Linked DNA regions of Homo sapiens: region 1 is linked to region 2. Evidence: read pairs that join two places in POLR2A ChIA-PET (ENCODE). Cell type or tissue: PC-9. All regions are shown on one strand.

Region 1 (5,000 bases), 560 kb before region 2:
GTGGCCCTGCACAGACAGCCTCTTCTCCCTCCCTTCGCAAAGTAGAAGACGGAAGCTCAGAAATCCTGTTAATCTCACAATAACCAGCATCTGTTCGGCATGGGCCAAGTGCTGTTCTATGGACTCTGCATGAATTGCCTCTCCTAATCCTCTCATTAGGCCTGTGAGAGAGACCCTTTGATTATCCTTGCTTGGGCACAGAAAGGTCACGAATGTCGCCCAAAGTCACACAGCTAAGGGGAGAGCAGAAATGTGAGCCTTGCAGCCCCGCCTCCTCTTCATCAGGCTAAATTGCTCCCCAGCTTGTGTCAAGTAACTAGGACAGAACCGGGCACTCTGGAAATGCTCAATCCTGATACAAAGCTGCTCCACTCTATGGCATCATAAATAAACGCATAAGGGTAGAGCTAAGCCGGCACCTACCACTGTATTTGGCTATTTTAGAAGAGCCTGCATTTGTTAATGCTTGCTGCGTGCTAGGAAAGGCTTCCCCTGCATTCTCGCTAATTGTTATTACTTGTGTCTTCTCATTTCACAAAGGAGGGACCACAGAGGTGAGACAGCTTGGCTAAGCTCACAGAGCAAGGCACAGCGATCGGTGAGCCAGGAGCTGGAGCTATGGCCCCAGGGTCCAGACTCTCAGCCTGGTGCTCTCTAGACTTCAGAGGGGCCACCAGTAGGTACACAGCCGGCAGCCAGGAGCTACTCGAACAAAGAAAAGCTCTGCTTCTCCTAAACACATAGAACAAGCCTCTAATCCTTGTTATTAACGTAAATAATATTCCAGCAAAGAAAGCAAACTCCCTATCTTCTCGAGGGGCTTCGGAGGATTACGTCGACAGTGTCCGACGCAGCGAGGACAATAACCAATTGACTCTTATTAAAACTCCAATAATGCTGGTATGATTGCTGCTTTGATAAGCTCGCTGCTGTGAGCGAGGGTCAACCACATTAGGAAAATGTAATTAGACTAATAAATTCCAGGCAATCCTTTTTTTTTTCCTTTCCTCTTTGCTCTAAGGAAGAGGTACTCACAAGACCTCATTACCCACACAGAGGCCCCATGGTGGGCTTTGATGCAAAAGAAAGCGGTTCTTAGACTGCCTGGGTCTGGCCCCAGAAACACCCCTCTGGGTCCCTGTAGCTCCAGAGCACGTGGGACTTACTGGTCAAATGGCAGAGGCTCCAGGGAGCTGGGAGCTAGGGATGCATGGCCAATTCCTGCTAAACATCACTGCTCCCCTCTCGTTCAAAAGGGAGCCCCCCAACCTCTTCCCACCACTATTGGGCTCCCTCTCTCCGGTCCAGCATGATCCTGCATAAACTACATCTTTGCTGAGTTTGTGTGGTCAGAATTGTGGAGCTGCCCCAACATCCCTGGTGTCAGCTTTCCCCCAAATAATGGGTGGGATCAGAAGTTATGAGGGATCCAGTATGGTGCCTTGAGATCCCAAAAGACAAGCTGCTGGGGTCTGGGGGAGAAACCGACTTTAGGAGAGGATCAACCTCACCGAAAGCCCAGAAACCTTCACAGGCCCTGAAGTGCCGAGTAACAGCCCACCTTCTGGGGTGAGGTGAGCCTTACAAGGAAGTCCCTATCTAGAAAAGACCCTCCCACCGCTCATAACTCCCGATCCAAAGTGCAGTTCATGCTGCCATAACACTAATTTTTAAAATGCGTATTTGTTCCAATGCAATCGATACATTAGGGAATAATCTGAGCATTATGCAAACTTCTCATGTGTTGATTCAGGACTTTTCCCCTAGAAACACTAGGTGAACACGGAAGACTACACCCAGCAGAGCTCAGCCTCACGGGGATACACGAAGCGCATGCACTGCACAAGGTCCACAGCGAAGGTTAGCGCTGCATCCTGTCTCCCACCACCTCCCTGTTCTCCTGCTTTCTGTCTCTGTCTCTCCTGTTCAAATGGGGAGAATGTGGCCTGTGCATGTCACTGGATTATTTGAGAAGGCAGGAAGAGGACAAGATACTTCACGAATTAAGAAAAGGACCGTGGAAGAATAGGAAAACACCCCCTCTTCCATTAGCCTTGATGGTGCTGCAAGAAACGGTGGTGACCCCAGCACCTCAGTGTCCATTTGTCCAGCCGGTGAGCACGCCCCCTCCACTGCAGCATGTCAGGAGTATCTGTCCTCTGCTTGACACCCCCAGTGACAGGCACTCAACTATGCCCAAGGCAGTCTATAGCAACTTTCAGTACCTCTAGCTGCTAGGGGCCTCGAAGCCAAAAATCTACCTCCCTGTCAATTCTGCCAATCGGGCCTGGAGGACACACCTCTGGGACAGTGCAGGACAAATCCCATCTTCCCTTCCTGGTAGTAACGGTTTATATGCTCCTTCCCCCAAACCAAGTCACCTCTTTCTGAGCCAAATATCTGACTGTCTTCAACCCGCCCTCCTGAGATAAAAAGAATAATGATAAAGATCAAGGTAATATCAGTGACTGACATTTAATAAACACATAATAGGCATTATTCTATACTAGGAGTCAGCAAACTATGGCCCACGGGCCAAATCCGGCTCACTGCCTGTTTTTATATGGCCCGAGAGCCAAGAATGGTTTTTGTATTTTTAAATGTTGAAAAAAAAAATCAGAAGAAGACTATTTTGTGACACATGAAAAGTATCTGAAATTCAAATTTCAGTGTCTATAAATAAAGTTTTATTGGAACACAGCCACGCCCATCATTTACATATTATCTATCTATGGCTGCTTTCAAGTTACAACAGCTGAGTTGCAGCGTCCGACAGAGACCATATGGCCCACAAAGCCCAAAATGTTTACAATCTGGTCTTTTACAGAAAAAGTTTGCCGCCCCTGTTCTATACGCTTTACAAGTATCATCTCAATCCTCACGATAACCTATGAGGCGGTAACTGCTGTCATCTTCCCATTACAGATGAGTTCTTAGAAGCTCAGAGATGTTAAGTAAATTACCCGCGCCCCCAGCCTCACAGCGGTGAAGCCAGGATCCAAACCCAGGCATTTGACTCCAATGTCTGTATCCTACCCACTTCCCCTATTCTTCCCGGTCAGAGCCCAGGACTGACAACTGCTATCAGCACCACAATCTCAGTGGAGCCACTTCCCTTTCCTGACTATACAGTCCATCTTGGTTTCACTGTGCATGGCGAGAATGACCAGCTCATTGGCCACTATGACCTCTAGATCCTCTTCTGCCACTACTGTCTCTCTGAGGTCTTTCCCAAACTCTGCACTGTGCATGGTAGAAATGACCAGCACATTGGCCAGTATGACCCCTAGATCCTCTTTTAAGCCTTTGGTTCCTATAGGTCTTTCCCAAGCCCACCCTTAAAAGGGCCTATAAACTCACTGCTCTCTGGATACTAAAGAAACTAATCCACGAACACCCTCCAGACTGGGGACTAAGGTAGCAGCTAATGTGATAAAGTCGGTAGCTCTTAGCCAGAGGTCTCTAAAAATTTATGAGAGACAATAAATCTTGCTCTTGGGCTGCCCACTGGCTTCAAATAAACCTGTCCTGCCCCTGATTTTGCAGGTGTAGAAAGTAGAGGTCCCTGGAACTGCTGTCTGAGTTATGAAAATCTCAAGGCCACCCTCCCTGCTTCCTTCTCTCTGAATCTACGAGGAGAGAAAAGGTAGCATACTCTGTTGCCACAGAAACTAGGCTAGGCTAAGTCTGCAGCAGGAAGGATTAAAGATAGATGTCAGGAGGAGGAAGTAATCTGGAGAGAGAGGTATAAGCACACCAATTCTACATCTCTGATTAAAGTTTCTCAAAGAGGCTTCTACCCCATTATTAACTCTGAGCTCAGATGCCAATTATAAACCACAGACCTCATCAATAAATACAAATCAACATATCTAGAAGGCAAATATTTTATTTTTATTTATACGCCTATTAAATGTAGCCATAGCTCATCTGGCTGGAGGAGACCCAAATAATCCAGACACTGCAAGCTGGTGACTCCACAGGCCAGTTTCAGGCCATGGAGCTACTATTATTGGCCTATACTATCTTTCAAAAATTTCAAATAAGTTGCTAACATTTAAAATTTCAATTATTTTGGAGCATAGTTCAGATTTCTGGATTTTCTTGAAAATAATCCAAAGATGTGGCCCAAGAAGCCCTACACAGCAACAGCTGGTTGGCCCCGAGCTGGGGTTGACTCTATGAGCTGAGCACGTGCCCACCAGGCCCCTTGTATTCCCATGCCCTCTTCTGCCCTGCGCCTGGTTTATTTCATGCCTCTGTCTCTCCTGGAGGGCCCCTGCAGGCATGTGGGCTTGTAACACCCTGCCACGATCACCACCACCCCCTTTTTACTGGTGGACAAACTGAGGCTTACAGAGAAGAACTGTCTTGCCTAACAAGAGGCAGGGAATTCGTGACAGAGCAGGTCCCCAATGTCCAGGGCAGGACTCAGCTCAGCCCTGTCTGGAAGGAAAGTCTAGAAGGTGGGTTACTATCTACCAGCTACAAACGTGTCTAAGGTGAAAATTAGATTTTTCTGCTGACTCTGATTTTGCTAGCTTTGTACCAGCTCTTTACAGAGGAAATGGAGAGAAGAGAAACAGCTCTGCAGTGACAAGGAGAAAGTCTCCCCAGACCCTCTCCCTACACTCTGCCACCCCTGCCGGCCCACAGCCATGCCCAATGTGCTCTAGGGATACTGGGGAAGGGAAGGCTGAAGGAAAAGAATCAAGGCGCTCAACAGGACAGATCAGCAGCTGCTTGACTTCACAGCTGGCGATTCTGCAACACAGACCAGTGGAGAATATTGGCCAGGCCTGGGCGACGTAGCAAGAAGCAGGACCTTCTTTGCGACTGACTCACTATGTGACTTTGTCCAAGTCACTTAACCTCTCTGACCCCCCGTCTCTTCATCTGTATAAAAGGGAAATAGCAGCATCAGTAGGTTAAACAGGCTACAACAAAGCACTATTAGTATAGTGTCAGGCACATAGGAGGGATGTCATGAAGCAGTGGAC
Region 2 (5,000 bases):
ATCACTATTTCCACTATATCTGGACAATGGTAAAATGCAGTAAAATAATTAAGCAGTGATGAGTTTTCAGTACTACTGCCTTTGTTTTTAATATAATTTGCTTAATTGTGTGTATATTTAATTTTAAATAGTGGCTGTGTTTAACAAGGGGTTCATAACCTTCTTAAAAATTAAACAATCAGATCTCCTTGAGGAAGGACCCTGGTACATTGCCACAAACACACTGTTCAACTTTCTCCCAGCCTTCCCCGAGAGGACACACAACTTTTTACCAGGGTGACTGTCACTGGGGAAAAGGAAATAATCGTACATTTCTAGTTCTCCTGCACACCGGCCCTGAACTGGTCTAGGAGACCCTAAACAACACTGCGGCCCACCTGGCAGAGCAGGGGCTCATGGAGGCCAGGTGATCCATGGAGTTTCAGCTCAGGTTCATCTTACAGTGGGTCCAGTAGCCCCTGAGCCCATGTGTGGTTCCGCCCCACCCCAACAAGTTCTGAAATGTGTAATTGGAATAGGCACCATCGGCAACGGGCAGAATCCCTACACTGGTACTCTTCAGAGTGCGGCTGGCCCCAGCGCACCTGGCTTAGGGCTCAGCCTCCCCTCTCCTCCTCTCCTCCCCTCCCTCCCCTCTCCTCCTCTCCTCCCCTCCCTCCCCTCTCCTCTCCTCCTTTCTTCTGTCTACACCCACTCCCTTGGTTTTCTCCACCTGCCACATCAATATGGTTAGAACTCTCAGACTTCTTGCTTTCTGAGTTTCTCCCTGGGTGTCTACCAGGCATTTTATTTTATTTATTTTTTATTTTTTGAGACAACGTCGTGCTCTGTCACCCAGGCTGGAGTGCAAAGGCATGATCTCAGCTCACTGCAACCTCTGCCTCCTGGGTTCAAGCGATTCTCCTGCCTCAGCCTCCCAAGTAGCTGGGATTACAGGAGCTCACCACCACGCCAGCTAATTTTTGTATTTTTAGTAGAGATGGGGTTTCGCCATGTTGGCCAGGCTGGTCTTGAACTCCCGACCTCAAGTGATCTGCCAACCTCGGCCTCCCACAGTGCTGGGATTACAGGCGTGAGCCACTGCGCCCAGCCCTACCAAGCATTTTAAATTTCACACATCCAAAGCCAAACTCCTGCTTCCCCATGCCCACTCCTTCCCCACTCCTTTCAAACCTGCTCCTGCCCAACCCACCGCAAGTCTGTCCATAGCAGCTCCACCTTCCAATTCAGCCTCACCTCCTCTTGTTCCCTCACTCGCACAGCCAGCCCCTCAGCAAATCCCATCAGCTCCACCTTCATAGCAACTGCAGACCCTGACCGCTCTCACCTCTGCCACAGCTCACATCCTGTCCAAGCCACCAGTTGCTTCCATGTGGATTTTTATCATAGGCCAGTGACCTGCTTCCCCTCTCTCCCCACAGTCCAGCTTCAACATAGCAGCCAGAGGGACCTTTTAAAATAGAAGTCCCGTTGCATCCCTCCTGCTCAGAGGCTGTCACCAGAGCCTGTGTGGCCTCCCAGGCTTTCCTGACCCATTGCTTTCCCTCCCCACGCCCTCTTGCTTGTTCCTGCCGTTCTTCAAGCATGCCAGGGCTGCAGCTCTGTCTGTCCGGAATGTTCCTGTCACCAATCCCTGCGGTCCGCCCAGCCCCTCACTTCCTTCTCTCAGGGTAGCATACGAGGCCTTTCTGATGTACCCTTCTTGCCTGTTGCAAATGGCGTGACACAAATGACACCATGAGTCTGGTTCCCCAACCCCAGCTTCATTCCAGCCCATGGCACCGGCCACCTCCCAGCCACCTGACAGAGCACATATCTGCTCATTGCAGTCTCTCCCTCTAAAATGCAGAGATTTTTTTTCTGTTTTATGCTGTCTGCATCGCTGCTGTCATCTCTGCATCCAGCTTAGTGCCTGGCATGAACCAGGGGCACAATCAACGCGTTCTGGACAAGGACACAGCGACTCAGGATGGTGGAGTGGCTTTCTCAGGACTGCCCAGCGGGGAGGTGGCTGAGTCATGATTGAATCCAGTCGGCCTGGCCCATGAGTTCCAAGAGCAAGTAGCCACAAGCCCAGGGCACCCAGCTGGCAGCAGAAGGGTTTCTAGCTCATGGGTGACTCCTGCTCCACCCCACTCAGGGACCACCGGTGCCAGACACAGCCCTTTCAAGGGAAGCAGGACTCTGTGGAGCCAATCCCTAGCTTTGGGCAAAAGTTGACATCTCTAAGTCACAGCCCCCTATTTGGAGTCTTGGTAGAAAATGATGATGATGATGATGATGACGATGATGATGATGATGAAAGAAGGGGGAAGAAATGACAGGTACAATTTCTCTGGGGCTATCAAGACCCTCCAAGCCCAGCCTAGCTTCCTGTAGTCTAGATCTGCTCCCTCCCCACCCCAAACTTGCTCAATAGCTCACACCTCTGTTCACCTCTCTCTGGGGTGCTGGGCTCCTGGTCTCAGTGTCTCCCTCCCCTGTGAGTAACAGATGAGTGGGCAGTGCCTAGAGGGGTCAGGCCTTGGGGGAAATGTGGCTTCCTGCAGGAGACACCTGCTATGCAGGTCTGAGGCCCAGGGCCACTCCCACAGGCATGGGGAGGGGCCTATTCTAGTTCCCAGCCCCACTGCCTTCAAGACTTGGTTCCCATCACCCCCATCCAGGTCAGCTTCAGCTACAGAAGAGCGGCAGGTACCCCAGCAGGAGCTTTGAAAACCACCAGGAAGAGGCAGGAGGAGGGGTCTGCTTATTCTCTCTGGCACCCAAGCAAGGCAGGTTATGCCGGGTGAGCCCTGCGCTGCCTTTGATTCTCATTCCCTTGGCATCCTACCCCAACCCTTGCCCCGGGGCTGGGAGACGGGGCTTATACTGCCTTTCCTTATCTCTCAGGTGCCCAGATCTGTGGGCCTGGTCATGGATGAAGGGCTGCCCTTGGGAGGTGTGACAGGCAGGAGTGGGAGCTTGTGGGGAGCCCCAGGCCACCCTGCAGTGGGCTGTATTGCGCCAGCTTTCTGGAGCTGCTCCCGGCTTCCTCCAAATCTAATAATCCTCTCCAAGATGCTTCTCTTTGGTGATGTCTCATGATGTAGCCCCCAGACCTAACCAACCCCCAGATATGCAGTACTGGCATGTCCCCAAATGCACAGTCAGGTGAGGTCACAGATTTGAAAGCACCCCTCCAAATAAAAAAGGCCAAATCATTACCACTACAGGAGTCACCCTGTCAGGTGTCTTGGTAATCACTGTTATATCATCATGGTTTCCACTGTTATGCTGATGAGCCTGCCCCTCACCAGGCTGCTCCCCCATCTCTGCTGGGCCAAGTCATGGGGCGGGGGGCAGGGGGGTCTTTTGCATTCTTCAAGACCCACTTCAAATGCCACCTCTTCCATGGAGTGAAGTGTGGGTTCTGTGTGGAGCATGGCCTCCAACTGGGTCACTCAACTGCCTCGATTTTCCTCCGCTGTAAAATGGACACAATCCCAAGAGCTACTTCCTAGACTGTTGGAGGGATTCCCTGAGATGATGACTTCTCAGCGTTAGATGCTGTCACCATGGTTACAATTACTCTTCTCAGAATCCCCAGACAGCCCAACTCACTCCAGCCAGAAACCTTATGTGCTTCCTCTGTGCCCCCATGGCCCTGGTTCAGACCTTCCTGGGGGCCACTTCACATCTCGTCTGCGCCGCCCAGAGCAGCGTCCTCCTACTCACCCTGCAATGCCCACCAACCTCATGCCCACAGCAGGGCCAGTTGCATCAGGTTCAATAGAGAGGTTATGGGCAGAATGGGGTGAATTCTTAGAGAATCTCACAAAAGGAGACGCGGAGGGCGGGATGAGGAGTGTAAAACCAACTACTCTCCACCCCTGCCCGCCTCCTGTGGTAAGGTGCAGGTTCACCCACTGGTTATGGCATAAGGCAGCATGTTCCATGGGTTCTAGTGGGGCAGGGAAAGAGCCTGCATTTTCAAGCACCTGCCGTGTGCCAGGCACGTGCTTAGCTTTTGCTATCCATGATCTCATCTAGACTTCACTCCAACTCCTGCTCCCCGACCAAGGTAGGTGTTACTTGTCACAGGGTAATGACGGCCGGTAATGCAGGAGTAAAAGAATTTACCAGGACAGCTGTGTGTAAAGGAAAGCAGATTGATTACAGAAAGTAGGAAAATACATCGCCAGAGACACAAAAGTCAGCCTTCAAGAAAGAAGCCTCTCTCTGGGGTGAAGCCGACTGCAAAGAAACAAAGACTTGCTGGGGATTTTATAGGACGATGTTTATCTGTCTGTTGAAGAGGGCTTTGTGCAGTACTGATTATGCCCAGGCCGCGGGGAGCTCAGTTGCAGGGGTCTGGTGAAAGCTGGGTGCAGGAAGATTGTGAGTTACTTGCATAGGAGGGCAATGCGTCCTGGACCATGAAGAAAGGCAGGCTTGGAGCTGATCAGCTTTCTTTTCTTTTTTTACTTTTCCCTGCTCCTACCAGCCTGGTAGGAGATTACGTCCCCACTTCACAGATGAAGAAATCTCGGAGAAGTTAAGTAACTTTACTCAGGTCACCCAGATAGCAAAGTGAGAAGCTGTCCTGGCTGGTATTAAAATGAGTGCGTGTGTGCCCTGAGCATGCCCTTGTCGGGGACTGGAAGGAGGAGACGATCAGGGATGTCGGAAGGAAACAGGAATGTGTTGAGAGAGTGTGCAATTCGAGCTCCTCTGCATGGCTCTTTGGCAGCAGGCCAGGGAGGCCTAGGGAGGGTGGCGGCACCAAGGCAGGAAAGCCACAGCCCCCTGGCCCCACCACACACCCACATCTTACAGCGGCAAGGCGAGGGGGGTGGTGCCTGTGATCTTCTTGTCCTTGTCTGCCCTAAAATGACAGAAGAGACCAGGGAGCATCTTGCATAGCATAGGCCTTGGGTCAGAGACGGGCCTTGGAGGTCATCCCGGCCAGCCCCCTGCCCACTCCCAAAGACTGACAGCTCACTACCTCACACCCCTCT

The links. ChIA-PET counts read pairs that join two places held together with the same protein. Peaks named below come from ENCODE experiments on the same cell type or tissue, not always from the same donor. Only the 100,000 strongest peaks of a DNase experiment are listed, where the experiment ranks them.
Region 1: POLR2A ChIA-PET joins it to region 2 with 7 read pairs; 1 of 35 experiments calls an interaction of 5 or more read pairs at or near these places.

Annotation. Positions count from the first base shown.
Region 1 is chr1:17,768,914-17,773,913 of GRCh38, reverse strand. All of the region lies in intron 1 of ACTL8 (actin like 8), which reads right to left. Among named protein-coding and RNA genes, the nearest start is that of ACTL8, 16 kb to the right of the region's middle. In PC-9, no CTCF peak of the experiment used is centred here; no DNase peak of the experiment used is centred here; H3K27ac peaks cover 313 bases.
Region 2 is chr1:17,212,681-17,217,680 of GRCh38, reverse strand. The region is part of intron 1 of PADI1 (peptidyl arginine deiminase 1); the gene reads right to left. Among named protein-coding and RNA genes, the nearest start is that of PADI1, 10 kb to the right of the region's middle. In PC-9, no CTCF peak of the experiment used is centred here; DNase peaks (open chromatin) are centred at 2,010, 2,650 and 4,660; H3K4me3 peaks cover 1,452 bases; H3K27ac peaks cover 3,861 bases.